Regions from separate parts of the Homo sapiens genome. Here all the other regions are linked to region 2. The links are chromatin loops, found by intact Hi-C in ENCODE. Cell type or tissue: HepG2. All regions are shown on one strand. Links, peaks and the distances in the headings refer to the core of each region. The heading gives the core; the rest is flanking DNA. Region 1 has its middle 29 kb from the start of LINC01101. Region 2 holds the start of LOC105373585 (a long non-coding RNA gene). Region 3 has its middle 55 kb from the start of GLI2. Region 4 has its middle 32 kb from the start of LINC01101.

What was found. Hi-C counts contacts between places; a loop is a spot of excess contacts. Peaks named below come from ENCODE experiments on the same cell type or tissue, not always from the same donor. Only the 100,000 strongest peaks of a DNase experiment are listed, where the experiment ranks them.
Region 1: a loop joins it to region 2, with 9 times the contacts of the local background. A loop is called at or near these places in 4 of 110 quality-filtered maps.
Region 3: it touches region 2 in a loop (5-fold over the local background); 39 of 110 quality-filtered maps call a loop at or near these places.
Region 4: it touches region 2 in a loop (6-fold over the local background); 14 of 110 quality-filtered maps call a loop at or near these places.

Annotation. Positions count from the first base shown.
Region 1 is chr2:120,433,770-120,441,457 of GRCh38, forward strand. No RefSeq gene overlaps it. Among named protein-coding and RNA genes, the nearest start is that of LINC01101, 29 kb to the right of the region's middle. In HepG2, for the core only: a CTCF peak has its summit at 3,640 (motif pointing left); DNase peaks (open chromatin) are centred at 3,662 and 6,122; H3K27me3 peaks cover 3,299 bases.
Region 2 is chr2:120,549,698-120,557,385 of GRCh38, forward strand. LOC105373585 (a long non-coding RNA gene) reads right to left here and starts at 4,950. Exons shown (of 4, transcript XR_001739681.3): 1 at 4,780-4,950; 2 at 3,852-4,372; 3 at 2,191-3,627. RefSeq lists an enhancer at 2,166-2,315 and a silencer at 3,330-3,459. In HepG2, for the core only: a CTCF peak has its summit at 3,375 (motif pointing left); DNase peaks (open chromatin) are centred at 1,334, 3,374 and 5,144.
Region 3 is chr2:120,676,721-120,684,408 of GRCh38, forward strand. No RefSeq gene overlaps it. Among named protein-coding and RNA genes, the nearest start is that of GLI2, 55 kb to the right of the region's middle. In HepG2, for the core only: a CTCF peak has its summit at 3,727 (motif pointing left); a DNase peak (open chromatin) is centred at 3,721; H3K27me3 peaks cover 3,227 bases.
Region 4 is chr2:120,494,424-120,502,111 of GRCh38, forward strand. No RefSeq gene overlaps it. Among named protein-coding and RNA genes, the nearest start is that of LINC01101, 32 kb to the left of the region's middle. RefSeq lists an enhancer at 4,368-4,873. In HepG2, for the core only: a CTCF peak has its summit at 4,707 (motif pointing left); a DNase peak (open chromatin) is centred at 5,858; H3K27me3 peaks cover 4,209 bases.

The DNA of each region.
Region 1 (7,688 bases), core at 1,663-6,662, 120 kb before region 2:
GGGCTCTGGGGTCTGGACCCTGCCCTTGGACAATGTCCTCTGGATACTGCCTTTGGATTCTGTGTTGGACACTTACCTTCTACGGTGACCGCCGGCACAATCAACTGCCCCCAGTGGGCATACAGAGGCTTGGACAAAGGAAGGCTCCTGGTCACAAGTGGCAGGGCTAGGTCTGCCCAAAGCCAGGACTCTTTGAGCCTCCTTCAAGGTGGTTGAGCCCATGCCCCTCATTCTACGGAGCTCAAAAAGGAGACCCAGAGACCTGAATCACCTGCTCCAGGCCCTCTGCAAGAGAGGGCTGAGCCAGCCTGGCCACTGAAGCCTCCCAACCCATGGTGATGTCGCTGGGAGGGAAACCGAGACACCACTCTCTGATCTTACCCCATTCCTGGACCCGCTACATCCCTTCAAGGCAGCCAGTGCAGGCTTGGTTCTCACCCCCATTTTGCAGGTGAGGAAACTGGGGCCTAGAAAGGTAAAGTGACTTGTTCATGATCACACAGCAAGTCAACTGCCTCTGTTCCCAGGATGCTTTCTGTTTTGTGGCCATGGTTAAGAACAGGGCCTTTGGACAGAAACCTAAATCAGTAATCTTGACTCTGCAACCAACTAGCTCTGTAGACTTTGGCAAGTTGTTTGAAGTCAGTTTCTCCCTCTTTAAAATGGAAAAGGATGTTATAGGGTGGTGCTGGGGTCCTTAGCCTGGTACGTCTGCCTGGTACTTTGAAGCACCCCACAAGCAATGACCATTACCATTCCCCGGGAGCCAGCCAGGGCCAGGGTGGGCGCTGGGTCTGCCTGGCTCAATTCCCTCTCTGAATCCAGGCCCCCACTGGACAGAGGCTGCCCCGGGTCTGGAGCTCCTGGCGGAGGTGCACCGCCTGTCTCTCCCAGGAGCGGGAGCGCGCTGAGCCTCTCCGGGGGCCATGCCATTGTTTTCTTCTGCCCCAATCTGTTTTGAATAAACCACGTTTTCATCATCTTGAGCAGTAATCCCCAGCATGAGAGGAATATTGTGAAATGTCAGCCCTTTCTGGAGGAATCTCAGCAACATGTTTTTTAATGTTCAGCATCACATATGGGGACAATAAATACTGAAAATATGTGGAACAGAACAGAATGGAAGAGTGCTTGGCACTCGGCTCTGCTTCCTGCCGCCCTGAGTCTGATTTTTGCATCACAATAAATTAGCCAAGGGTAGGAGAGCCCCAGAGGCTCCCTCATGAGCCCCCTGACCCCAGGAACCAGGCTTTGAATTCCCGGGCTCCAGTCTCCGGGCCCATCCCCAGGTGTTCCCAGGAGAACTACATGCTGGTCCCTCACAGGCCATGCCCCACGGGTGTCACCTGCATCAGCGCTTGGCACACCTGCTAAGCCGAAGCCATCTCCCCGCCTGCAGATGCGGTGCTGAGACTCATGAAAGGGGCGCTGGCTGCTGGTCACAGAGCTGGGGCCAAGCCTGGCTGTGAGGACACAGCGCCTGGTGCTCTTTTCCGGTGAGGGCACAGGCTTCCAAACTGCCAGAGCTGGGAGGACCTCAATGATAAATTCACCTTGTCCATCCTCCTCATCCCAGAGGTGAGGAGGTGGAGGCTGGGGGAGGGAGGAACTCACGCAAGGTCACATAGCATGCTAGAGAGCCCATGTTTGAATCGAGTCTAGACCCTGATGAGATGCTTGACCTTGGACCAGGCATCCAAGCTCTCTAAGCCTCAGTCTCCTTATCTGCAAAATGGGGATGATACTCACCCTTCAGAGCTCCTGGGAGGATGAGGGGAACCACCCACAAGAGGCTCCCAGAACTGAGCTTGTGGCAGGAAGGTCAGCTTCTCTTCCTTCCCCACCTGCATTCTTGTCTGCAGCACGGGATATGAATATTTGCCCTGCCTGCCCTGTGGAAAAGCAGTTGAGGGAAGGGGATGTTCCTCATCAGTGATAAAGCAGTGGCCTACCTGTACATTTGCATCAGCATCATGGCCGGCTCTCCAAGGTGTCCGGGCCCTGGGCAGTTGGCGTCAGCCAGCTGGACAGGCTGACCAGAAAGCACAAATGACCCCAGGGAGGGCCGGCAAGGAGGGCAGGCGAGCTTCTGCTGCTGACTGCATCCAGCCCAGTGGACAGAAGGTCACTCTGGGAGCGTGTGTTCTGCCTTTTAAAGATGCAGAAGTTCAGGTTCAGAGAGGGGAAGCCACTCACCTGTGACTGTCCAGAGGGAGTACCAACCCCACAGGCAAAACCCAGGCATCCCCAGAGGCCAGGCCTCCCGCACTGGGGTGTCTTGGCCACCCAGTGGTTCTTCCCTGCTGGCTTATGCTCTGCAGGCACCTGGGAGGCTGCCCTGCTGCCCACCTCCCTCCATCGTCTGTTCCATGCTGGTCACCATCTCCTTGGGTCTCTCCAAGAATGCATGCGCTAGCTGACAGAGGGGCAGGTCCCAGCCAAGAGAGGACTTGGGTCAGTCTCGACTCTGGCCCTTGCTGTTGGGTGGCTGTGGATCAGTCATTTTACCACTCAGCTTCTCTTTTTCTTTTCTGCAAGGTGAGGGTAACTCTCCTGCCCAGGACTGTTGGGGCTTAGGACTGATTTATAGGACATCCCTGGCAGCTAGTAGGTGCTCAATAAATGAGTCACTGCTGCTTTCTGGGATGAGTCTTCAGGCTTTTCTTCCTAATCTGCACCGGTTTCCATCTGTGCAGGGCCTGTTTTGACCTTGTCTCAAGCTCCCCAGGGTGCCCCCACAGCACAATTTTGGTTCCAGCACCCCCCTCTGCCCCGCCCCTCCCCTGCAGCAGCTGGTTCTCCAAGGCCTTACATATAAGTGAGTCATCTGTTTTGGTCTGGGTCCTGTTGGGGACACTGCCTCTCTCAATCCCTGGCCAAGTGACCTGGCTCTTCCCCAGCAAATCATGAGAAGCACTCACCTACCCACCCCTCCAGCCAGCCACCCACCCCTCTGCTGGTCCCCTCCTCTGCTCCGTTTCTCCAGCCATTCCTGTGTTTGGGCTTTCACATCCCCCTTTACTTCTCTTCTTCACTGATTCATTCACCTCCTGGGCCAGCACAGGGCCTGGCACATAATAGGTGCCCAGTAAAAATGTGTCCACCGATTAGTCCCTCAGCCATGTGTTTGCCCCTTTCCCAATCTTTCATTCAGCAAACCTTTATTGACCTGCCTCCCGACTGCTCAGGGAATTTTTGGGACTGGATCTTGGCAGGGGGAGTCCCATGAAAATGGCCAGAAGAGGAGAGGAGGAGTCCCAGGGCTGGGGGAAGGCAGCAGGGGAGGTGGTTTGAGGTGCTGGCCAGGAGTGGAGGAAGCGCTCAGCCTCTCAGGGAAGCTCAGCTGGGCAGGGCTGGGATGAGCCTGGGAGGGGCAGAGTGGAGCTTCGGCTTGTTTCGGATTAGGAACTCCTGACCCTAGGATGAGTGGGGTAGATGGGGCTACAAAGAGAGAGAGATAAAAGAGCAGGAGAAGGGGCTGGGGGATACCCAGGCGGAGGAGGCCTGGTGTTCAGGTGCCCACAAGGGGCCAGCATGAGTAAGGAGAGAAGCCCAACATCCTCTCTTCTAGGACAGAATCCAAGGTTTGCTCAGTAGTTGAGGAGAGAGGGCCTTAAAGGGGAGCCACCTGGTGGCAGCATACCCAAATTACCGACTAAGCCCTCAGATGAAATGGTATCTGGAGTGGGAGGTGTCATCCCTGCCACACCTGGGCAGTGCTGAGCAGCTGGACTTCCTCTGAAAGCCTGAAGGGACAGTGTCCACACAGCCCTCCCTGCTCTTATCTGTGTTACCCCGGAGGCCTGAGGCAGTGACTGGTGATGGCTATGTTCACAGGGCTCCTGTATAGCCCTGAAGCGTCTGTCTGGCCCTGAAATCTTCCCCATACTACAAAATGACTACCCTTCAATCCCCCACACACAGAGCTCCTGGAAACCAGGCCAAGGAGCCCGGGGACGTGGGTGGGACAGAGTGATGGGGAAATCATGCCAGGGAGGGCGTGCCGGGTTGTAAACGCTTCCACCCTGGATCCCCATTGGGTGGATCCCTCGGAAAGGGCTATCCCCCACCACATACTGAAGGATAGCAGGAAGGCAGGTGGCCCCAGTGTGGGGTAGGGTCCCCTTGGCCAGGGTAGGAACTCTGACGAGTCAGAACCCAAACCCGATCAAGCCCACTGCTGTCCACGGCCCCCTAGAAATTGTGACTGTGACTTCCTTCCAATCAGCATGGCTTCTGGGCTGGGTCTCTGGACAGGCCTTGAGGACATGGGATCCCATCCGGCCAGGCCACAGAGGAGAGCGAGACCCTGCAAAGCTGCATGGTCAGTCCAGGCCACGCAAACTCTTGGATCTCCACTTTTTGGCTCAGCTGCCCCCAAAGTCATCCTTGGCTCTATTTGCTCTCTAAGCCTCAGCAGTAATATTAATAAGGATAATGATAGCAATGGCTCCCTGGGTTCTGGGCTCTATTCTAAACTCTTACCCCATTCAGATTCATTTCATCCTCACAACCACCCCAGCAGGCAGGAGCTACTGTAAATCCCATTTTACAGGTTGAGAAGTGGAGGTAATTTGCCTGGGTTGCACGCTGTTGCTACGTGCCGGCGCTCCACACCCAGCCCTCTTAAACATGGTGTGGCTGGCAGTGGGGGGTGGGAGCCAGGTGGTGACCCCAGTTGCATTCTCAAACAGTGGCTTTATTTCACAGGGTGAAAGGCAGGGCACTGGGTGGTAAGACAGCCTGGAGGATGATGAAATGTCATTGGGAGCCTTGGGCCTCGGGGTCTGGCTCCACTTTGGTCCAGTGGTCCAGGAGCAGTGTGGAGTGGGTCCTGCAGGCCCAGGATGGGGCCACCCAGGGGCTTTAAAGCGGGTGGCTCTATGCCCTGGTGACCACCCAGTCCCTCTGCCCTGCTCAGAGCCTTCCTCTCCTGGGAAATTTAACAGACAGCTGGGCTTCTGCCCAGTCCCTCCAACCCAACAGTCTTCACTCTGGCTCGCCCACACCTCTCAGGAGGCCCCTTGTGACGTGGTGTTTTCACACGTGATCTCATCAGCGCCCAGACCCAGCCTGGAGACCTGCGTTCCCTCTGCCTTGGCCCCCTTCCTGGGGGCCCCTCCAGCCTCTCTCATCTCCCAGCCCTAGGGCCCCTCTTCACGGTCCTTCAGGCCTGTAGAATTATGTCCTGATTCCTTGCCATTCAAAGCCTGCTGTGGTCAGGCCCCAGCCAACTGCATCTCTCCCTGTTTCCACCAAACCAGTGGCAAGACAACCCTGAACCCCCTCCCCTAGCGCCCTGCCAGAGCCAATGCTGTTCCCATTACCCAGAAATTCTCCTTGCTCCATCCCCCACCTTAACTCACTGACACCCTGCCCATCCCTTGAGATCCATTCCAAATGCCCCCTCCTCCAGGAAGCCTTCCTTCACTGAGGATTCTGAACCTCTGCTACATCTTTTTAGCTTTCCCAAAGCCTCCCTCATCCTTCAGTAGTTTCTTGAGAAAGAGTATATGGGAGGTAAATTTTTGAGAAGTTTTATGACCCACATTTTTATTCTACCCTTATGCTTGATTAATTTACCTGCATACAAAATTTCAAAATTTTGCTCCACTGTCTTTAAGCAACCATTGTCCAGTGCTACTCTTTTGCCTGATCCTTCATAGGCAAAGTAATTTTTTTAAAAATCTCTGTACATGTCTCCAATTTAGGAGCTTTTTTGGGGTTCTGGCCGGCTTTTTGGACTTCCTGTTTTTCTATAAACCTCGGTTTCAGCTTTCTCCACAGGGCTAAAGAAACGACCCTTCTCCTATCTGCATTCAAGCTTCTGAAATTTTACTGATGCCTCCTCTATCATACTCTTTGTCTTAGCAGATTTTCACCTTTAAACATCTCTTTACTGTCATGCCAGGGTGTCTCAGGAGTAGGCAGGGATAAATTCGTGTGCCCCATTAGCCCTATTTGAGAAGTCCCTTGGGAGCTAGCTTTGAAGTGCCTCCTGGCTACAAAGGCTTGGCGCTTTGCTCCCAGGCACCCGGGCTGCCCTCTTGAGTCACCTATGTAGGGCCCTGGTCTACGTGGTGAACGTCCCTAACCAGGAGCAACTACAACAAATCAATGAGGGCCTGTTTGTGGGTCTGCCGTGACGTAAGCGACGTGCTTGTTTAAGTGAGGCCCTCCACAACCTGCATCATAGCCGTTCTTATGGTGAAATGTTGACTGAGGCTGGATCCCAGTACTCAGGGAAAGACAAAAGTCTCAGGCCTGGATGGGTAGGGAATCACTTTGCAATAGGGGAGGAAGGGCTTGTCCACACAAAAGAACGATTCCAATGGACAGTGGATGCAGAAACACGGCCCTACCCTGTTGTTTGTCAGTAGTAGCCCACGGTCATAGGGGTGTCGAAGGCCTTACTTCTCTTCCTATGCCCTGCCCTGCTCTAAACCCAGCGGGCAGAGGGCAGTCCGCTGCACCCAGAGTCCCTGAGGCAGCTCTATTCCCGGGCAGCTGTTAAGCCACTGAGTGTCTGTTGCGCATTAACTACTATTACTGTTGCACATGGTGTGACGGACATCAGGGAACTCCAGGAGTTTCATGCCAGGAGTGCAGAGAGGGTTGGAGTAGTGGAGCAGTGCGTCAATCAGACAATCAAAGAGGGAAGGCAAGGAGGAAGGGGAGAGAAGAAGAGTTATTGCGGCCCCACTTATATTTGGGGTAGCCATATAATTTGTAATCCAAAGCGGGACATGTTTGAGAGTGTGGGGCACTATGAATAATAATGCAGGACCCCAGGCGTAACCTGGGCGGTCCCAGGCAAGCTGGGCTGTAGTATGGACTCCCTCCCACTTCAGTACAAGATCTCACTGAAGCCCTAAAACAGTCCTATAATTGGATGGCATTGTCTCCTCATGAGGGGACAGTCTCTCCGAGAGCACAGGCTCCCTGGTTCTGGGCTGTGTGTGAGTGAGGTTATGTGTGTGAGGTCATGAAGCCGGAGCTGGCACTGGATCTCAGGTTGGTATGATTCTGTCTTTTCAGCCTAAAACCTGCCTGTTCAGAGACGAGGTTGTTTGACGGGCTAGGTTAGGGGGTCAGGGCCTAATGGAAATAGGGGACTGGAAAGATTGGGAAGATTTTCCAGGCAGCTCAGGTACCCAGCGAGCCTGGGGGTTAGTTCCAGGTCCAGGCTCCTTAGGGCCACAGGAAACCTCGAGGCCATGGCCTGCCTGTGCTGGTGGGATCGAGTCAGCAAATCCACATCCCCCTGACCCAGCCATGCTCTTGGGCCCCATCAGAGAGGCCCCACGGGATTTTCCCCACTGTCTTTTCACACCTACATAAATCTGTGCACATGGTCACAACACAGAGAGTTAGGCCAACACAAGCTATACAGGTGCAATCCACTTGAAATGTGGATGTCTGCAACTTCACAGATATGACAAGAATACGCACGCGCAGACGTCAACATGCTCCATACACACACCCAGTAACCCTTACTTCGGCTTCATGTGCAATGTGTGCATAGGGGCCTCGGGCGGAGACTTTCAACAGTTACCATGTGCCTCACCCCCATGACACTCCCAACCTCTCTCCTGGGAACCCCTGCCCCCCTCTCGAAGGGTGGCAGCTTTGGGGCCCAGCCTTTATGCAAATGCCAAGCCACAGCTCACTCCATCTTTTCTCTCCTC
Region 2 (7,688 bases), core at 999-5,998:
AATAAGTTAGGAAACAATGCCAGGTTCCTTTTCTTTTGGTATCTTACTGCTCCCAATTAGCTTACGAGCTTCTTAGGAACAGGGCCAAGATTTTCAGCCACATAATGCTAGATGCATTGTATTTTCTCTTTCTTGAAATATTTATTAAGTGGCTCTTTGGATAGTGGAAAAGTTGGCTGAAAAGACATTTTGGGAAATGAAGGCCTCGATGGCCAGGTTCAAGAATCTGGATTGCATTCAGGGGAGCCAGGAAACCAATGAACCCTTTTGAGAAGGGAAGTGGCTTGATCAAAGGGATGCTCAACAAGGAGCACTTAGCTGACCAAGCAACCATCCAAGGGCACCCAAGTCCACGCACGAAGTCATGCTTCTCCCTGGCCGTGCTTCAGTCAAGCTGTTGATTAAGAACAGGGGCTACGGCATATCTATTGTATGCCAGGCACTCTGCTAGGAGTCTCAATTCCCAAGGCATCTGAGTGAACCATCCTCTTCCCATTTTCCAGAAGAGGAAGCCAAGGCTGAGAATGAGGAGTGACGTGCTCAGAATCACACAACAGGAAGGGTGGAGAATCTCTGCCTGGCACAAAGTGCTTCTTTCTATGTTCTGCCTCGACTTGTCCCCAACCCAAGGGATTCTGAGCTGCTCTGGAGGTATCTGGAATAAGAAGAGACAGATGCAGAGCAGGACAGTTCCAGCTCTTTCTTGGGAACAGCAGTACAGAATGCGAAATGCTTTCAAGCAATAAAACCCGTTATCTGTGCAGAAACCCATCTGTGCTAAGGAGAATTCCGCAGGGATTATTGTCCCCTGGAGACAGGAGAAGCCATTTGGTGGGCTAAAGCATCAAGACAAGACCTTGGCTGATTATAAGTCACATTAGACAATTACATTCTTAGCTCCTGGGAGTAATGATGGCTGGATTTGCTCTGATTTCTTCTTGTTGCAAAATAATGCCTGTTTAGGATATTTTGGCCTTCTGTGTAATAAACCTGTGTATTGGATTGAGTCGAAATATTTGGCACATTAAAAATTACTTTCAGTCAAGGTTTTTTAAAAGCCCCATTTTTCTGTCCACATTCTCCTTCATTCCAGAGACCCTAAATGTACTCTATGTGGAGACTGATTAGTCATCCCGGGTGTAGGACCAGCTCTGGGGCAAACAATTAGGGTTTTCATTTTACTCTTTCATACCCACCATGTTGTGAGTGGGGAAGAAAAGCAGGACTGAGGGATGTTATGGCTCAGGCTAGCTATGTGTGCCCTCTTTATCTCTGACCTTGGGAAGCCCACACACTGCAAAGAGGCCAGCAGGGATCTGGGGACAGGCAGACTTGGATTCTGATCTCTGCCCTGCCTCTTCCTAAACCTGTGACCTTGGGCAAGTTGCTCAACCTCTCTGAGGACTGATCTGTTTCTCTGTAAAACAGGGCAACTAATTGAATTCTTAGGGGATTAAACGAGGCAATGGATACAAAAGCATTGTGACTGTTCAGGAAATGTTAACATGTGGCTGGTAGTTGACAACTTCACTGTTGAGGAGTTCCCAGTCCCCAGCCACAGAGACAAGATTAGCAGAGATTATCTCTCATGGGGCAGAGGAGAATATGGGGGGAAATATGGGCTTTGGGGTCACCCAGACCTAACTTGTGCTCTCCTATCTCTTTGTCCTGAGCCGTTACAATAGCTCTCAGTGCCTCTCTTTTCTTATCTGCAAAATGGGCTTATCATAATACATGCCTGGCAAAATGTGTTAAGATAGCTCATGCCTGAGAGCCAGGTTTATATTAAGACTTTATTGGATGGCGACAAAACTGGTGCCCAGCAAGGGGGCCTGCCAGATAATTCATCAGGGTCCCAGGCATTATCCATGGACAGAATATATTCTCTCACACGCACTTGTCTGCATGGTTTTGAAATGTAAACAGAGGCTATTGCAATAAATGAAATAAATTCTTGCCAAGACACTAGTGAATTCATTTCCTCTCAGCCAATGGATTCTAAGAGGCCGAAAAGGAGAAGTGAAAATTTTGTTTTAGCACTACATAAGGCTTCTCGTACTTGCAGCCAAAGAGGTCAGAGATTTGGTCCCAAGACCAACTTAGAGTCATGTGTGACACTGGGATTCAGAGGCTAGTTGTGGGCCACAGGGAGGAAGCTGACCCCTGGGCTCACCCAGCCCACCCACTCACCAGCTCTCCTTTCCTTCCTGGGTCCCTTGGGGAGGAGAAGCCATCCACCTCATGGAAAGTGCTTTAGAGGCTCCTCTGTGGGTGCCCTACTCTGCACCCTTTGCGGGGACTCTCTGCTTCAGTTCGCAGGACAACCTTAATAGCTAACTGCAGAGAGGACTGAATGGTTAAGTAGCTCCTCCAAGGAAGCAGAGCCAAGTATCAGAGGCCGGTTTCCATCCAGGGATTGAGAGAAGAATCAGGAGCACATAGGCTGTGGCAGTAAAAAGCAGATCCCAAAGACAGTATAGGGCGGCTCGAAAGGGGCCTTCCTACATAGCCACCACCACGTGCTCCGGCGCTACCTCCAGGGGGCTGGGCGCAGCTGGAGGACACAGTTCGGCAGCTTGCTAGAAGCCTCCAGCTCTTCCTTTTCTGTATCCTTCAGGTGACTGTGGAAGGCTGGCCGTGCAGCCTGCCATCAGCCTGGCCTCAGCCGGGGAGGGGGACCTTTCTCCTGGAGGCCACAGAAACACTGAGGACCTCTCAGCTGAGAAGGTCAGATGGAGGTGCTGGATGATTGGAGGAGATCAAACTGATGAGGAAAACGCAAATGGCATCCTTCAGGAGCAAAAGCTGTCTCCTCTTTTACTTCACATGTCCACCCAGCAGCTCTATGAGTTCTGATTCAGCATTGCACTTACCACCCACCCTCCCCGCCTTTTACAGAAAAGGAAACTGAGGCTCCGAGGTTGCGGAGTTGCTTGCTCCAGCTGATGACAAAGGCAGGTAAAGCCAGGGCTAGAGTCCCTTCCCAGCCCTCCAAATGCCGTTAGCGCCATGATCCTACAGCCTCCTCAAAGTCCAGTCAGGCAAACTCTTGCCCTTGTTTCCATTAAACACATATCTTCATCTTTTTCGTACTTTTAATAATAGCAGGAAGTAAATCTGGCCATGTAATGTGAGAAAGGTAATAGTCCCAGGTCAGGAAATCCTGTTGCTTGGAGTCTCTTGGGAATGTTAACTTTCCCACTCTCACCCTACCGGGATCCTGACCTCCTGCACAGTTGGCTTCCTCAGGCAAAACTGGGCCAGAAATTCTGGGCCGTTGGCCAGAGTCAGACCTTCGTCCTCTGGTAGCGTCCGCTGGAAAAGAGGAGGCGAGAGTCACCAGGAGGCTGGCCCCACTCGCAGGCCCTGCCCTCTGCCGGTGGGTCCTATGGATGACACGAGGCCGCACTGGGCTGGAGAAGAAGAGAAGCTCCTGAGACACGCCCACTCTGCAGAGGGAGGCAACCGCACAGGTAATCCATCCTCTCTAGGCTTTTCTGTTCCCGTGCAGTAAGTGAAGTGAAGCAAGGTGAAGAAGTGAAGTGAGCATTCAGGACATGAATTGGCACGTGGTCGGTGCTAGAGGAGCTGGCAAGGTAGACTCTGGTCTCTTCTGTGGTGCTGAAGCTGGGGAAATAAGGAACAATCTCATCCACAGGCCAGGCCTCCGGCGTGCTCGGGAGCTACTGACGGAAACTCCTAGGGAACTTCCCTTGTGGAAAGAACGTAAGCTCCGCCCACTCGGGCAGCTGAGGCCATTGATTCGTTCACTCATTCGCTGGACTATTTCTCCAGCCCATGATCTTATTTTATAACAAGTACAACATTCATTCATTTTTACACATAATTACCTCACTTATTCCATGGAAGAACCCTGCAAGTTTGATGGTTGTAGCATGCAATTATCGATGGTTGCTCATGCAATTATTCATTCCTTCAACATGTAGCAATTGAGCTTCTTCAAATTGCCAGGCATGGGCAGGTGCCCAGAACACAGGCACAGTCCCAACCCTTGAGGAACCTACAGCCTGTTAGGAAGGCAGACCCTGATAAATAAACCATACAAGAAATTAGATCATTACAAGGCCAGGTGCAGTGACTCACGCCTATAATCCCAACATTTTGGAAGGCTGAGGCAGGAGGATTGCTTGAGCCCAGGAGTTCGAGATCAGCCTGGGCAACAGAGCAAGACCCTATCTCTAAAAAAAAAAAAAAAAAAATTAATTAGCCAGGCATGGTGGTGTGCCTGTAGTCCCAGCTAGACATGGTGGTGTGCCCGTAGTCCCAGCTACTAGGGGGGCTGAGGCGAGAGGGTCGCTTGAGCCAAGAAGTTTGAGGTTGTACTGAGACATTGTCCTATGAGACCCTATTCCTAAAAAAGAAAAAAGAAAGAAAATAGTTAATTACAGTGACAAGAAGTGCTTCAAGGGAGAGGTGCTTGGTGTTAAGTGAGCCCCTAACAGAGAGACCTGATGAAGTCTGGGGTCTGTGAACACCTTCTTGAAGAGGTGACCTGTGAGCTGGGGACTGGCAGGGGCTTTTTTCTCCAGTCTGGCACAGATCCCACCTGGGTCATTCATCCAGCATCAGTAAATTACATCACCCTCTGGCCCCTCTGGGTGCTGTGTTTGTGCTCCCACTTTATCATCCCATTGTGGCTGTCCTTTCTTTCGAGGTGCCAAACTTAGCTTGGATTTAGGGTTGTGGATGTGGTGTCTATCCTTGGAGGCAGATGTCTGTCTCCCAGACCATGATGTCTACTTTCTAAAAGTTCAGCACCTGGTTCTGATGCTCCACCAGGTTTGGGAATGTCTGCTGCAGAGATCTCAACCTCCTCTTCTCATATGAGTCCCCAGCAGAATGATAAGACACAGTTCCCATCCTCCAGGAACACGCAGCCCTGCAGGAAAGCAGTGTCATGGAACCATAATGTAACCTGATAAAGGTTTGCACAAGGTGCTAAAGAGGCACACAGGAGGATGCCCAACCCAGCCAAGGAATCAGAGAAGGACTCCTCCCTGGAGGAGGTGATGCCTGAGCTGAATCTGACAGAGTGAGAGGCAAAGAGAGGCAACATTCCAGGGAAAGACAGCAGTGGGTACAGAGACTCAGAAATGAAAGAGAGCAAGGTCCAGCCTAGGAACAAAAGGTAGTTCTGTGCAGCTGGAGAGTAAAGTGTAAAGGACACTTAACACAGCTGGGGGCATTCAGGAAGCCTTCCTGGAAGTGGTGCTCTATGAAATGAGACAATCCAAAGAGCCAATGGGAGCTAGCCAGGGGGAGTAGGGGAAGGATATCATAGACACTGAAGAAGGGAATTATATTAACTAATAATGCTGCAAAACAAACCACTCCAAAACTTAGTAACTTAAAGTGATGATAATCATTTATTATCTCTTTTAGTTTCTGTGGATCAGGATTTGGGGAACAATCTGGATAGTGGTTCTGGCTAGGGGTGTCTCAGAGTTACATTCACCTGTTGACTGGGCTTCCTGGGGCTGTGAGATGTGCTCACTCACAGGCCTGGCACACTGGTGCTGGCTGTTGGCGGGAGGCCTCAGTTCCTCATCCTGTCAGCCTCTCCACAGGGCTGCGCTCAGTGTTCTCACTGACAGGCAACCAGCTTCTGCTGGAGTGAGCGAGGCAAGAGACCAAGGAGAAAGCTGAAATGGCTTTTGTGACCCAGCCTCATAAGTCACAATTATTATTCCATTTGTCAGCTAGGTCAGTCCTGCTGCAACGTGAGAGGGGACCAGGGCCAGAACTAAGTGAGGCACTTGCTTGGGTGCAAAATTTAAAGGGGTAAAAAAAAGCCTCTGTGGTGAAAACAAGTAATATTTTGAAAAATAAAAATGAATGTGAAAACATCCATGGCGACAAAATACCAATCTTTTAAATAAAGACAGGACCCAGCACAGCTGGGATTTGGGTGGGGCGAGTGAGGTGGGACAGGCAGGTATGAGGCTGGACCCTACCCATGTGCATGCATTCCAGGAGGCAGGGGTCATTGCAGGCCATCCTGGAGACTGGCTGGTACAGGGACCAAGCTCTGGGAGGCACGGTCCTAGTTCAGAGCCTGTGAGTCTCCGACGCAGGTGGCCCAGGGGCAAGGAGGTGAGTGGCAGGGAAACCTGCTTCTCCATTGTGAGTCACCAATTGGAGAGGAAGAAATCCACGCACACCACAAACATAAATGGCAGCCTAATTTCCAGGGAATTCGGGTTGGATGTTGTATTCATTTCTTAGAGCTACTGTAACAAATTATCACCAACTAAGTGAATTAGAACAACAGAAATGTATTCTTTCATAGACTCTGGGGGGTGGAAGTCTGCAGTCAAGGTGTCAGCAAGGTTAATAATGCTGTAAAACAGCAATAATCACCATATTATCATTATATGATTATCATATTATTATATGATTACTATAATAATATAATAACATTATTACATCACTGTTATTATACTTCTGGGGCTTATGAAGACGAATCTGTTCCATGCCTCTCTCCTGGCTTCTGATGGCTGCAGGCAATCCCTGGGGTCCTTGGCTTGCAGACTCACCACTCCAACCTCTGCCTCTGTTGTCACAGAGTGTTCACCTCATGTGTTTGTGTCCAAATTTCTCTCATCTTATAAGGACACCGATCATTGGATTAGAACCCACTCACATCCAATGTGAACTCATATTAATTTGGTTACTTTGGCAAAGACCCTACATATCTTTGGGAGACGCAATTTAACCCACCACAGTAGTATAAGGTTATTCGAATGGTGGATTCACTACATCATTGGAATTGGAAGGAAGACAAATATTTAAAAATTCACATTTCATGCATCTGCTTTTTAAAGCATGAACAGGAAGCATAAAGTGCTTTTGAATAAAAGTGAAAAAGCAATAAAATATCTACTTCCACTCTGTTATGAGCTGTCTGGGGACAGTGACAGAGAATGCATGGATGAGGTGAAGGGGGATTCAGTCACCCAGAGACTGAGGCAGACAGTCAATCTCAGAGACACATCAAGCGAGAGGGGGAGACAGCAGCAAGGACCCTGAGGATGGGGCAGCCCCGAGGCCTCTAGGAGTCTGTCACCGGAGACTTCCAAAGCCCTGTTATGTTTTTGCAACAACAGGCACGCAGGAAGCGCTCTCCTTGGGGTGGAGGACATGGCAGGAATGGGACTGGCCTGATGGTTGGGGAGGCTCCTGGTCTGCACACTGTTGCTCAGAATTTATCAAGCATACTTTGATTGTCATCAAGAAAATGTCAATGTTGTGGTAAGTTGGAAGGGCTTGAAATGAATTTCAAGTTCAGTGATGGCAAATGGGTTTTCTCTCTGACACCCTGCCTCCACTGCCAGCTGTCCTGAAGCACTGTGGGGAGAAGACTCCAGGCTCAGAGATCTGTGATTGATTAGCTATGTCTGCCTCAGGTGCAGGAAGGAGAGTGGCCCCTTTGCATATCTGCTCTTCTAGATCAAGCACAAATATTGTCTTTTGAGGGTGAGAAAATCGAGACCAAGTAGGAGAAAATAACGTGCCTGAGATGTTGCTAGTTCATGGCAGAGCACAGATATGGCCAGTTTCCCGTGCTCACTCCAGCCTGGACTGTGTTCTGCCATTCTCCATGCCAGCGAGGGGCACCCACATCCATCCTGTGGCACGGAGTCACCCTCAGCACCTTCCCTCCCACT
Region 3 (7,688 bases), core at 1,495-6,494, 130 kb after region 2:
ATATACTTCCACTGAAAAGATGGGGGAACTAACCTAAGAAACTTTGGAAAACAGTGTTTTTATTGCATCCTCAAAGGCTAAAAATGAAAAGACGTATATACACATATCATACCATGACTAGTTGGTCAATTTTTCACAAGGGTATGGGTCACTGATTCTGAAACTATTTTACATGCCTTCTGGAACTGAGCAAATCAGTCAATAGATGATGGATAAGGAGATCAAAGATACACCAAGACGGAGAACCCTGTGATACTGGATTAGAATTAGGGGTGTCAGTAAGAACTCGTGGTTTTTAATGTGTATACAGGTGTGTGTGTGTGTGTGTGTGTGTGTGTGTGTGTGTGTGTGTGTATTTCCTAGTCTAGCTGCTGGGAGTGCCTAGAGGTAATGAGAGCCTGGTGGCAATGAGCACAGCCAGCACCCAGATCTTGATTTCTAAACACCAGTCTCAATACAACAAACCAGGGCTTCCAAGAGAAACAGCTCGTTCCAGGGCCAGGTCAGAGAAAGGACAGGAGGAGTCGGCAGCATCTCTTGATGCTATAGAGCAAGGAAGCTCCCAAAAATGATGTGGCTGCGGCAAACCACACGGGAACCATGGGAAGGGGGTCCCCAAAATGATGTGGCCGCGGCAAACCATACAGGAACCATGGGAAGGGGGTCCCCAAAACGATGCGGCCGTGGCAAACCACACAGGAGCCATGGGAAGGGGGTCCCCAAACTCAAAACCATGCGGCCGTGACAAACCACACAGGAACCATGGGAAGGGGGTCCTGATGGCCACAGCTGGGACAATTTGAACAACAAAAGTCATGGTCCATAGCCATAGAATAAAATAAGAATCCATAAGTCTATATGGATATGGAGAAATGAATGAATACACACATGAGGCAGAAAGGAAAGCTCTTACTCACAGAAGAATTCCACTAATGAAATGTAAAAGGAATGCTGAACATAGAAAAATCTCTATTCCATAAACACCTCAGCAATCATTGTTTTAAGCAAGAATCATGAATGGATGTTAAAACTAGTAGGCAAAAATATGATAAGAAATAAGCTACTTACATAGCCTCAAATTATCTCCTCACAGATACTTGTTAATTACAAAGGGAAAGAATGGTAAGTGAATAGTGGAGAAATTGGACATCCCAGCCCTCCGAGAATGAGAAGGACAGCATTCTTTCTGCGAGATTCCTGCCAAAAATGCATAACCCAAATCTAATCATGAAGAAACATCAGACATAACCCAATGGAGGGACATTCTACAAAATCACTGGCCAGTACTCAAAAAAAAAAAAAAGCAACAACAACAAAAGAAAACAAGATAAAGCGAGACTGGGAAGCTCTTTCAGACTAAAGTAGACAATTAAATGGGCAAATCTAAATGAGACCTGTCAATGAGATAAATCTAAGTGAGATTTGTAGGTTTGGTGATCATATCGTGCCCATGTTCCTCTCCTAATTTTGATCATTGTACTGTGTTATGTAAGATGTTAATATTTGAAGAATCTGGGTGAAGAGTATAATGGGAATTCTTTGTACTATTTTTGCAACTTTCCTGTAAGTCTGAAATTATTTCAAAATGAAAAGTGAAAAAAGAAAGAGAAGGAGAGGCTGGAGAGAGACCACACTCAGTCCCTCTGGGTGGAGCTGGTATGGGGCCTGACTCAAGCAAATGGGAAAGGAAATTCTGCCACCCTCAGACGAAACATCTGGAACCTGAGCTCTGATGATGACGGCCTGGCCCTGCCGCCTTTTAGAGACGTGTACTGGAATATTTCCAGATGAAATGCTGTGAGGCCTGGTTTTGCTTCTAAGTAATGCAGGAGAGGGGAGTTGGTCGGGGGTGCAGATGGGACAGAACTGGCTGGGGGTTAGGGCGTTAGGGTTGGTGGAGTTAGAGGGTGGATGCCCGGGGCTCATTATTCTCTTCTGTTCACTTTGGTGTAGGTCTCCAAAATAAGTTTAAAAAAAAAAAAATCCAGACCAGGCACAGTGATTCATTCTTGTAATCCTGGCACTTTGGGAGGCCAAGGTGGGAGGATTGCTCGAGGCCAGGAGTTTGAGACCAGCCTGGGCAACATAGTGAGATCCCATCTCTATGAAAACAAACAAAAAAAATGAAAAAAACAAAACCCTCCAGAGGCAATTCTTGGCCTGGTCAGGAGGGGAAGGAAGATGCCTGAGGGATGGCCAATTCCACTCCCTGCCATGCCCCTTATACCCTCCCCTCTCAGTGTCTGTCCCCACCAGGCCCTGTTCAGCCAGCCCGGGGCCTCTTCAGATTCCTCTCCAAGCTGAACCCTGATCCCCCAAATCCTGATTCAAGAAGCCCTCAGTGGAGGGTCCTCGTTTCCACCCACCTGCCCCTGCCCTTATGGGAGAAATGAACTCTAACCTGAGGTCCCTGGCCACGTCTCCCTGAAGCCCCTCCCCTAGCCCTGCTTCCTCTTCCTCCCCTGGGAGGAACGCTGCAGCGTGAGAGTGTCCTGCTGGCCCAGCCGGCTCCCGGTGGGGGTGCAGAGGAGGCCTGCTGTTTGTAGTTCTGATCTTCCTCTGTGTTGCAGGATGCTCTGCATGCCTGGACACCCCCAAAAGCCATCCACACCTTAAGTCGCTGGGACCACCAAAAATGTGTGCATACCATGGAGAACAACAATGCTGGCCTTTCCTGGTCTTCGTCGCCAAAAATCTGCTGTCGCAGGAGGTAGCACGTACCTGGTGCGATAACATGCTGGGGAAGGGGCAGCGGGAGAACATCAGCCTCTCCACCCTACCCAGACCGGACCATGGGTGCCCAGGCCGAGGGGAGAATGAAGAGACAGGGAGGGTCCACAGGAGGAGGCATGTGGTGGATCCCAAGGTGAAAAGCCCAAGATGGGCTTTCAGGACCTGAGGGCAGAGGGGAACTGAGCCTGTGCCCCATGGAGTGCCTGAGTGTCAGAAGATGACCATGGCACTGCGGAGATTCCTGTGCCATCGAGGGGCACGGGAGCCATCACGTGCTCTCCTTGCCCATGCTCCTAGGGTGGCTGAGAAGCTGCAGGGGAATTTGGGGGCCTGAAGGGCCTGTGGGCACAGCCACAGTGGAACTCATGCATGGATGCCTCTGAGGACATCCAAGACCAGGCGCTCACACACGCACGTGCGCTCCTCACAGTCCTCACACTCTGAAGCATCACCCAAGGCCCTAACCACAGAGCCCATGGCAGTGAGCAGCGGGAACCAGAATGCACTCAGGCCCAGCGTCCTGGTGCAGCAGACACAAGAAATAGAATCCATGTCCAGCTCTGGGAGATACACGAAGTGCCCCCTCTGGCACACCTGCGTGTGTGCTTTCTAAAAGACTAGAAAGCAGGAGGCAGCATCGTGCCGTGAAATGCCTGCCATGAAGCAGGCGGCCTTGTAGGCTCAGCACTGAGCCAGAAACACCAGACATACAGCCGACCAGGAAACTCAGGCCAGCCTGGGGCTCCCTGCCACACGCACAAGGCAGGGAAAGAAACCGAAACATAGACCGTTGCAGGTGAAGCCCCTGTACTCGGTGTCTGTTGCTATGCTGGGTTCATCCTGACTCAAGCCTCCAACACACCTGGGCTCTTGGACAAGGGCTAGGTCAGACGCACAGAACCCACTGTCCCGGGCCTCCCTCCCCTCCTTCCAGACCGGCCCTCGATTTTCTTCTCGGAAGAACTGCTGTGGAGTCAGGTGTCCCAACTGTGACATTGGGGCGCCACCTGGTGGTCATTATGCATAGTACTGTTCCTCCTGAACCCGTGTGTGTGTGTGTGTGTGTGTGTGTGCGCGCGCATGTGCGTGTGTGTGTGTGTGTGTGTGTGTGTGTGTGTCCCCGTCCCCATTTGAGTTCAATGGGCCACTGGCCAGGAGCAGCTTGGAAATGAGTAGCCTTTACTGCCTGGCAAACCTGATTTCAAATCCCAGCTCTGCTACTTACTTAATAATTGATCTTGGACAAGCGACTTAAATTCTATGAGCTTGCTTGTTCATCTGGAAAATGGGCATAATAGTATTCCTTCCCTTGAGCTGGGCACAGTGGTTCACACCTGTAATCCCAGCTACTCATGATGCTGAGGTGGGAGGATCACTTGATCCAAGGAGTTTGAGACCAGGCTGGACAATATAGTGAGACCCTGTTGCTAAAAAAGCAAATATATTAGCTGGCTGTGGTCGTGCACACCTGTAGTCCCAGCTACTAGAGAGGCTGAGGCAGGAGGATCACTTGAGCCCAGGAATAAGAGGCTGCAGTGAGCTGTGATTGCGCCACTGCACTTCAGCCAGGGCAAGAGTGAGACCTCACCCCTAAAAATAATAGTAAAATTAATAATAATAATATGCCCTCCATTACTGGGTTGTTGGAGGGTGGTCATAAACTGAAGCCACCACCGATTCTTCTACCCATGGTCAGCAGTGCTGTTTTCACACGGGAGGCCGGCTCCTGCACGAGGGCACAGGTTTCATGATGGATGACTCTTGTTTCTTCCCGCTGCCTCTCAGTCATGTTCCTGCCTCACATATCCCTCACCACCGAGTGCAGTCTTGAACTCACAGCAGGAGCTCCCTGGAGTCAGTGGGCACCCATCCTCAGCCCAGCACAAGCCCTGGCTGATGTGCTTGGTCTAGTGCCTTCTTTGTTCATACTTTTAACTGAGGGCTGCTGTCTGTTTGGAGCTGGTTCCATACCAAACAGCATTAATGGAGGCTCGGCAGGATGGGAGCAGGGCCAGCTCAGTGTAGGGTCTGGTCTGCCTGAACAGGGCCTGGAGTGTGCCTTGAGGGGGCATTCAGGCCTCTGCAGATGCACAGAGCAAGGAGAGGGTTGGGGAGCAGCCCAGGGGCCGGCCAAATGGGTCACTGCCAGCTATTGAGGGTTGGGCTGGGCTTATCCCAAGGGGCACAGCCAGTAAAAGTGGGCCCCAATTGCAAAGCCCAGATGTGGAGTGTGCTTTCCTTATAAGCCTCAAGGCCCCCATTCCTGTCCACAATTATACCTCATTAGAAATAGATGATATGGCCAGTGGCTTTCAGAGGGCTCCAGGGGAGGTTTTCCCTGTGGTAGTGAGAGTACACTTGCTCACCAAAGGAGAGAAGGCAGGCGCGCCCCGGGTACCAGCCAACCCCACTCTACAGCTCAGGCTGCCCCACCCAAGCCTGCATGAACTGCCCAGGAGGAGAGATTGGGTCCACGCTCCACTCACCAGCCAGACCCATCTTGGACATCTCACAATCTTCCACCCTCTCTCTTCAGGACCTGGCTGACCCCATGCAGCACCTGCTCACATCCTGAGCAGCAGAGAGGAGCTGCTCCTCTGTAGGACTCAGGAAGCTCACTAGCTGGGCAAGGCCAGGACAGGCATCCACAGCAGAGGAAGCCACGTGGGCCGAGGCGTGGGACAGAGGTCACGCAGGGGAACAAGGAGGGACTGCGGGCGGGGTGAGAGGCTGAAAGCCTATGGCCCCAGACACCTGCTCGGGGTTTCTGCCCTGATCTACCTGGGGCATGATCAGATGAGACCCCACAGATAAACTTGTTTTGTGAATTGCAGACACCGATCAGTGCTGAGCGAGTATTCTAGCTCTAGCTCTGGGAGCATCAGAACTTGGAGAGGTACAGGCCAACTTATCCTCTGTTCCTGATCCTCAGCTCCTCATACTCAATATTGAAATCCAAAAAGCTCCCCCAAAATTCAGTTTTTTTCTTTTTTCTTTCTTTTTTTTTTTTCTTGAGATGGGGTCTCGCTCTTGTCCCCCAAGCTGGAGTGCAATGGCATAATCTCGGCTCACTGCAACCTCCACCTCCCCACTTCAAGCGATTCTCCTGCTTCAGCCTCCTGAGTAGCTGGTACTACAGGTGCCTGCCACCACATCCGGCTAATTTTTGTAGTTTTAGTAGAGATGGGGTTTCACCATGTTGGCCAGGCTGGTCTCGAACTCCTGATCTTAGGTGATCTGCCCGCCATGGCCTCCCAAAGTGCTGGGATTACAGGTATGAGCCACAGTGCCCGGCCCAAAATTCGATTTTTAAAGGAAATCATTAGGTAGCGACACCTGCCCTGTCCCAAACTGCAGCCATTTCCGGTCTGACTCATCCCGCTTTGTGGGAGGTCGTTCATCACGGTGGAGAAAGCTTGGCGAGTTTGATGAGCGGTGCTCCCCAGGCCCCCCTGAGGGTGTTCTGTGACTGGCAGTGTTGTTTAAAATCTGAACATTCTGTGTTCCAAACCACAGCTGGCCCCAAGAGTTTTGGATTGGGGTTTATGGACCCCGATCCATGAGGGGCAGAAGTTGAAAAGATCTCCAGGCTTCTCCAAAATTTGACGTTCCTAGAACTATTTGTAACTTATAATTCTAATTCACTTATTTCTCGCCTCTTTTCTAATTGTTAACACTACACTGCGGTAGATTCCAATTTTTAGTTGTATATTGCTACATTTTTTTTGGTCAGTGTTCTGGTCAGTTATTTAGACCACATTGCTTTAGTCTGAAGGCTTGAGGGCAGTCTTTAATTTAAAACAGCTTAAAACATCCTTCCTTTCTGTCTCCTTCCCCATCCCACGCTAGGCCATCAGAGCATCATAGCCAAGCTGCAGTTGCCTCCCGCCGTCTTCTCTCTGGCCCTGCCTTGGGCTCTTGGCCTGCCCTGTGTCCCGGAGCTTCTGGCCCCTCTGGGAGCCTATGGTGCCTTCCTCAGATCAGTGTGTTTAGATTCTGAAATGATGCAAGGACAGCAAGGGAAACCAATGATCCTGAAAAACAGTTGTCAAAATGTTTTACAATTGTGGCACAGACTTATATGTACAAAGTAGGAAAACCACAAGTGGTACTTTGAGCCACCTAGAAGGATGATACTGTGAAGTGAACCTCTTTGTGATGGTGTGTGCTAATGAAACTGGTTTTGGCCTTTTTTCTCCCTCTGCTGTGGGTGCCCGTCCTGGCCTTGTCCAGCCAGCCAGCTCCCATCTGTCCTTGCTTCCAGCTTCCTCCCAGCTGCCAGAGATGTGAGCAGGTGTTGCGTGGGGCTAGCCAGGTCCCAGGGACAAGAGATGCAGGGTTGTGAGGTTGTGGATTGGTTTTGGTGGTTTGGTGATTGCTGGTTGGGCTCACGCTCAGCTCCTACCACATGCCCCGCCCCCCACCACAGGGCAGCTCCCTTCTTCACAGCCAGCAGGACAGTCTTCCAGGCTTCAGGGCTCTTCCTTCCCATCACACTCCCTTTTCAGTCTCACCTGATTAGGTCAGGCCCACCCGAGATAGTCTACCTGTTGATGAACTCAAAGTCAACTAATCTGGGACTTTAATTACATCTGTGAGATCTCTTTGCCTTTGTCATATAATGTAGCCTAATCACAGGAGGAAATCCCATAATATTCACAGTCCTGCCCACACTGCAGGGGAGGGGATCATATGGGGCATGTGTACCAGGGACCTTGGCAAGGCGATCTCAGAATTCTGCCTGCCCAGGCCTCTGCCTCTGACACCTCAGAATTGGAGACTCTGTGTCTGCGTTTGGTGAGTTAGGTCCATTTAACCTTTTCCCACTCTGTCAGCTCCCTACGCATCCAGGCCTGACTGCTGAACAATTCAGTCACAATCAGTTTCTTCTCCGTGATCTGGAGACTAGCATGTTTTATTTCACAGGGGTTTACATAACTTTCTGGAGAATCAGA
Region 4 (7,688 bases), core at 1,866-6,865, 54 kb before region 2:
CCTCAGCCTTCTGAGTAGCTGGGACTACAGGCAAGTGCCACCACACCCAGCTAATTTTGTTTACTTTTTGTAGAGATGAGGTCTCCCTATGTTCCCCAGGCTGGTCTGGAGTTCCTGGACTCAAGTAATCCTCCTGTCTCAGCCTCCCAAAGTTCTGGGATTACAGGCATGAGTCACTGCTCATTGTAGTCATTTTTTAATGGTAAAATTGTCCCATCATTGGCCAGTATGAGGCATTTTGAGTTGGCTCCTTCTAACTTCCTTGCTTTTGTGTGTAACAAGAAACCTCATCTTATATTTTTCCTTCCCTAGCCCTGGAATCATCCATTTCTCCAAGGTGCCCTGGGTCCTTGGAGAGCCCAGTCTGGAATGATAATGCTCATTGCCTCTGAGTTGGTGTGACTTATAGGGCTTTTTGGTGGCTGGATCTTTTGAAAGAGAAAATCCATCATGAGCTCATATTGATATTTCCAATTCAAGTTGATGATGACAGGGCTTTTAACCTTATTTTATCTTACAGTTGTATTTCTTTTATATTATGCTGAAAATTTTGGTTCCTAACTATATTAACATCATTCCCTCTCTTTAAAGCAGCAAGGGTTCTTAACCTCAGGTACATGGAAGGACTTGGGACTCTATGCACCCCTGGAGTTAGATGGTTAGATGTAAAATGGCATGTGAGCATGGATGAAAAATGTGACTGTGAGCATATGTGTGTGCCAGTTGAGTGCCTATATGAGTGTATTAGTAGATGAACACACACACATTTGACAACCCTCCCCCCCCCACACACACACAAAGAATTATCTGGTGGTCCAAAACATCAAGAGTGCCAAGAATATGCCTGACGAGGTGGCTCACGCCTGTAATCCCAGCACTTTGGGAGGCCAAGGCAGGCAGATCACGAGGTCAAGAGATCAAGACCATCCTGGCCAACATGGTGAAACCCCGTCTCTACTAAAAATACAAAAATTAGCTGGGCGTGGTGGCGGGCGCCTATAGTCCCAGCTACTCGGGAGGCTGAGGCAGGAGAATTACTTGAACCTGGGAGGTGGAGGTTGCAGTGAGCCGAGATCGCACCACTGCACTGCAGCCTGGGGACAGAGCGAGACTCCGTCTCTAAAATAAATAAATAAATAAATAAAATTAGTGCCAAGATTAGAAACCCTTCTGATAATGTAATGAATATATGGATCCTTTCCTAAAAAAATAATGGGGAGTTGCATTGGGAAATGCCATAGAAAGACTATAGTGATTGTATTAATTTCCTAGGGCTGTTGTAACAGCACCACAAACTAGGTGGCAAAACAGCAGAAATGCATGGCTTCACAGGCCTGGAGGCTACAAGTCTGAGATCAAAGGTGTCGGTAGGGTTGTTTCCTTTTGAAGGTGGTGAGGGTGAATCTGTCCCGTGCCTCTCTCCTAGCTTCTGGTGGTTTGCTGGCATTTGGGGCATGGCTGGGCTCCTAGAAGCATCACCCTGATCTCTGCCTTCTTCTTCATGTGTGTCTATTTGTCTGTGTCCAAATTTCCTGCTTTTATAAGGGCACCAGTCATATTGGATTGGGCTAACCCTAATGACCTTATCTTGATTACATCTGCCAAAAACCCTATTTCCAAATAAACCCCTAGTTCACATTCTGAGGAACTAGGGGTTAGGACTTCACTGTATCTTTCTGAGGGGACACAATTCCACCTATACCTACAATGGTACTGCTCCCCTCCGCAGCAGTAGGGTAGTGCAGTGGTTGAGTGCCGACACTGGGGGTCACACTTCCTGGGTTCAACTATGGAGGTGGCATAAGTACAGGAGAAGTTGTGGGGAGACAGGGTTCTAGCCCTGCACTGATAATACGTTCAAAGATTTCTTATCTGTGCCTCTGTGAAGTGGGATGAGGTCAGTATCCACTTCCTATGGAGGTTATGAAAAATAAATGAGTTAATCTGTATGAGGTCCTTGGTCCAGCATCTGACACACGGTAGTGTGACACTCTGAGTGTCAGCTGAGTAAGCACGGCCATCACTGTCGTTTTGCTGGGCACCGAGGGTGGGCTGGCTGGGAAAGGTGTCAGCATGAAGGAAGTCATGGATGACATGGGTGCAGAATCCAGAGCCTGCTTACCTCGCTATGCTTACGGGGCATCCCTACCTAAGGATAAGAGGGAAGGGGGACTTCCATTTAGTGCCAGACACTGGGGCAAGGGCTCACAAAGATCACCGCTGATGCCCATTGCCACCTTGCCAAGGAGACCTTTGTATCTCCATTTTCCTAGTGAGGAATGTGAGGTTTGCAGGCCTTGAGGAATCGGCCAGAACTCCGGCTACTGACTCAGTTCTCCTTCCTCTCCAACCCTCCGCAGGGGTGAAGGGCAGGCTCAGAGGACCCTTCTCCTTCTGCTTCAGCCCTTCCCCAGCTTATCCTGGTGGGCCAAGCCCCGCCCAGGTAGGAAGAGCCCTCTGGTCTCCGCCACACTCAGCTCTCCAGTGCTCTGTCTGTGAAATGGGGGCCAAGGCACCTGCCGATGTGCCCCAGTGGGCTGGGGGCAAGGGCATTGTGAAAGCACATTGGGAATCCTGGCCAGCGCCCATGGACAGAAGGTGCTTGCTGGGTGCCTGCAACATCCCAGCCTTTCATGGTGGAACCCCTTGGGCGCCTTTTCTTCTTACAGTTGGTACATTGGCTCTGGCCTCAAGATCACCACATCCCTCACAAAAGCTAGAGCCCACGTGATTTTTTTCCGTTAAAAAAAAAATCCTTAGTTTAGGCATGTGGACTGTTTGCTTACACATCTGCAAGATCAGCTGTCTTTGCAGTTTAAGTTCAGTGATGCTTGGGGCTGTGGTACCTGCCCTTGGCGGCCCTCAGCTCTGCCCCAGGTTGTCTGGTGAAGCCGCTGGGCTCTGGTCACACTGGCCTGACATCTCTCAGCATCCCCCCAACCCCCACTGAGGCTCTGACTCTTTCTGCCTTGGGCCTTCACATGTTGTCCCCAGCCTGCACACTCCTCCCTCCCCCAGTGTAATTCTCTGCCACCCTTCACATGGCAGCTGTAGAGTCTCTGCTGGGGATACATGTCAGCCATGGGGCAGGGGCTGGGAGGACATTCCCTGGAGACCTTCCTTCACAGCCTGCATTGTTGTGGGATGGATCTGTGAACTTCTGCCACCCAGCTCAGGGAGGTGGTGTCAGGAACGGGGCTGGGCTCTCCTTCCCCTACCATATCCCCAGTGCCCAGTACGGGGCTTGGAACCCTGGAGATGCTCTCTATATAGACAGACGAATGCCTCTTTCCAGGAAGGGAGCTGGCCTGTGTTCCCCTGGCTCTGACAGCTGGGACTCCATGGGCCCAGGGCTGCTGGGCCAGGCCATTGGAAATGACAGCTGACACCTTCGGAGCATGACTAGGTGTCTGGCACCCCTCTGAGCACTTTGCATGTATTAACTTTTATATTCTCCCCAATTACCTACCAGAGAGATACTATAATTAGTCCTACTTTTAAAAACTTTTTATATTGAAATAATTTCACGCTTGAAAAAAATATTGCAAAAATGGTCCAAAAAGTTCCTGCCACACCTTCCCATGGCACAAACGCATGGCACAGTGACCAAAACCAGGACACTGATAACGGTATGACACTGTTGACAATCCATAGATGAGTTTTCCTGTCAATATCCTTTTTCTGCTCCAGGATCTCATACAGGACCACTTTGCACTTGTGGTCCCGTGTCCTTAGAGTGGAGGGTTCTAAGGAGAACCTTGCCTCTGTCCTTGTCTTTCATGACCTTTGCACTTTTGAAGAGTCCTGATCAGTTGTTTTGTGGAAATGTCTCTCAGTGTTGATTTGTCTTATGCTTCCTCATGTTCAAATTCAGATGATGTATGTATTTTTGGGCAAGAAAACCACAGAAGGGAAGCCATGCCCTACTCAGTGCATTGCATCAGGAGCTACTTGATATTGCACGAATCCCATTTTCAAGATGAATAAACTGCAGCACTGAAAAGTCAAGAAACAGATTAGAATGCAGCTAACAGCTCACATCTGTCGAGCACTTGCCCATGCACCTGGGGCATGTATTCAGCCACTTCTACCCCTGGGGCACAGCGAGTGGATCCCCAACTCAGCAGTGAGCAGGGGAGGGAAAGGGTGAGGACAGAGGGTGGTGGATGGGAGCAGCCAGGGTGAAGGACAGAGCCAGCTCCTGCAGCCTCCAGGGAGGGGCCAGGCCCACAGAGGCAGCACTGGGCCACTGTGGTGCCTCTGACCCAGGCAGATAGGGGCAGAGCTCGGGATAGGGGCCGGACCAGACTAAACAAGGCACAACCTGGACTCTCGTTTGGGTGAATCCTCGGCCCCAAGGCTGAGGTTGGCGATAGCGGGGACACAACTGAGGCTTTGCAGGGGGAGCTGAGCTTGCTCTGCAGGCCACACTGAAGGAGTGCCCCCACCGGCCCTCTCCACTGGGCTCTGCTCATGGGGGTGGGTGAGGGGAGAAGGCAAAGTGGGGCAGGGCCCTGGGCCCCCACAGTGTCCCCTGCCAGGCTCCCCCAGCCCAAGCTAGCCATGGGGTTGGAGGGGTGAAGGACGGAGTGACCACAGCTGCCCTGCATTAGGAAAATATGCATTTTAATACAGGTTGCCCACTGCCCTCCCCAGCCTGTTCCCCCGACCACCTACCTCCTCTCTTCAGCTCAACTCAGGGCTCCCCCATGTGGCATCCTGCTCTCCCTCTGTCCAGCCTCCACTCTCTTCCTGCCGCCTGCTCTTCATCTTTTTGAGTGCTTCTCTGGGACCCAACCCATGAGACAACAGCCATCACAGGGCCCCCAGTGCTCCTAGCTCAGGGCACCCTCCAGGAGGCAGCTCCTGCAAGCCTTGCCCTCCACGGTCCCTCAACTCCCCCTCGGCTGCGGGCAGCATCCTGCTGTACCCCAGGGCAAGGGGCAGGATGGGAGATTTAGTTCCTCATAGCCACGGGCAAGGCTGGTAGTATCAGCCCCGCTGTAGGGATGAGGAAACTGAGGCTGCAGCTTCTCTTCAGAGGCTGACAGCGGTCTCTCCTGCTTTTCTTCCTTTTGCCTTGGCAGGACCAGCACAGCTGAAGTTGCTGCCACCTGACTGTGGCCTGCAATTTCCCGATTCCCTCTCCAGGCTTCTCCCCTTCCCACCTCGGCCTCTCTCTAAATCCTACTGAGAGAACCCCAGGTTTAACTTTTCTATTTTTGTCTTCCCATGGTTTTGTTTGCTGTTTCCCTCCCTGCCATCTCTCTTTGGGAGGGAGTGTAATCCGCATAGAGAGGAGAGTCTTTTATATGACTTGAGATTCACAGTAGTTCACAACTCCCACCTTTGTCACCGTCACCCTGGCATCTTGAACCTAAAGTCACTTTCTGCTCTCCATGGCATCTTGAACCTAAAGTCACTTTTATCTTTTGGCCCCGCCTTGCAAGACCCGCCCACTGCTGTGGCCCACTCAGGAATCCCGGACACCAAGTCTATCCCCCGGCATCCCCCTGCACTCCATGCCTTTGAGCATGGAGCATACATTGAGTGCTGGCTTCAAGTTCCCCCACCCAGTCTGAGCCAGAGCCCTGGAGAGAGGGTGGCAGGGACCGATGGACCCTTCTCCAGATGCACACAGCCCAACGTCAGTGCCTCTGGTTGTGACTGTCCCCTACTGTACAGGCATTGGTAGCATCTTTGCCACGTGTACACAGGCTTAGGGCAAAAGTCCCGTGGGCTGATTGGTAAGCTGAAATAGTGCCTTTCAGCCTTACACGTGCTCTGTAATTGCAAGGAAAGCAGCCCGGAGGCCGGCTCCTACCCTCTGGTGCCTCTGCGGTCCCATCTCATCTCAGGTCCCTCCTCTGCTTGTCCCTCCTGGCCCCATGCCCAGTGACCTATTTCCACCTCATTCCCTTCTCTCATCACCTGTGCCCTTCAGCACTTTGCAGTTGAATATGACTCAGTTCCGGCCTTTAAGGGGCCCACAGTGCAGTGGGTTCTCAGGCAGCCTGTGGCCACTGTGCCATGCTGATGTCTTTCCCCTGTGGGCTGGACAGTGGGGACTTTCTGGCTACTGGGCCCATCGTCACATGCACATGCCTTCTTGCTTTTCTCCCTGGAGGCTGGGACAATGTCTTGCCATGGTTCTGTCCCTCATCCCTGGTCCTCAGCCACGGCCATTGCCAGTCAGTGCTTTGTGTATTAGCTGCTTAGTAAATATGCCCAAGGGATGGATTGTAGGCTGTGGAGCAACAGACAAGGGAAGCCCCAGGTTCTGGAGAAGCCTGTGCCCAAAGAGGGGAAGGTATTTGCCCAAGATCACAAAGCTACGGTGGATTTTGTATGTATTGATTGTAGTGCTTTCCAAATGCTCCATTTACTCTGGGATTAAATGAGATATTCCTTGAAAAGCAAATGCTTGACCATAGTAAGCTCTCAATAAAGCTATCTGCTATTGTTGCCATCATTACTTTACATTAGCCTGAGCTACACAAAATTGCCATTTCTGTAGGTCAGCAGTGGTTGAATATTGGCAATTTCATACAGTTCAATGCAATATTTTTCCCCCTCAAAATTGGCGTACTTTGTTTATTAAATGAATATATTTTAAAAGGAACTTTTCATCCGTGTTGTATTAATTGCACTGGTCATAGTAGACGGTAACATGCCCCTACGCACAATGAAAGTAAGGTAATGCTGTTAGATTCTGCTTAGACATTCTTGCCTTCTCAAGACACTGTACTCCCCTTGTTTCAGATGGAGATTAGCAAGAATTCAAGAGGGGCTGAAAGCATTCAGGCCCCACTTTTTCCTTCATGGATCTGAAGAGTTAACAAGACTCTTAAAAATGGAGTTAAGAGGCCGGGTGCGGCGGCTCAAGCCTGTAATCCCAGCACTTTGGGAGGCCGACACAGGTGGATCATGAGGTCAGGAGATCGAGACCATCCTGGCTAACATGGTGAAACCCCGTCTCTACTAAAAATACAAAAAAATTAGCCAGGCGTGGTGGCACGTGCCTGTAGTCCCAGCTACTTGGGAGGCTGAGGCAGGAGAATTGCTTGAACTTGGGAGGTGGAGGTTGCAGTGAGCCGAGATCGCGCCACTGCACTCCAGCCTGTGCAATAGAGTGAGACTCTGTCTCAAAAAATAAAAACAAAACAAAACAGAACAAAACAAAAAACGGAGTTAAGAAACTGTGAAGGCATAACACTCCATCAGGCAGTCAGTGTCACCCCTGGGACCCCCTGAAACTCCTGGAATCTGCCTTGCTGAGGGAACCCCTGATTGGTAGGAGATGCTCTGGAAGGTCGCCTTGAAACGTGGCCGGTACTAAGGCAGCCGAAACAAGGCCTCCCGTGAGCCTGAGCTGAGGCCTGCCCATCTCTGGCCCCAGGCCCACAGCGGAGGGAGGGACCTTCTCTTTGCAGGGTCCAGGGCTGGAAGGAACTGTAAACAGTATCCCATTCAATATTGCGGCTTCCCAGGGATGGACAGCAAGACTCAGAGGAAGAAGGACCTGCCCAGGGTCACACAGCAAATCAGGGTGGTGGGTAGGGACCTCCCAGAACCCAGCCCTCTGAACACTAACCCCTACTCCTTCTGCCCTACTCTAACACCTCCCTCCAAGACCCCTCACTTCTGCTGCCACCACCTGCTCCCCGCCAGGCAGGAGCAGAGGTGCT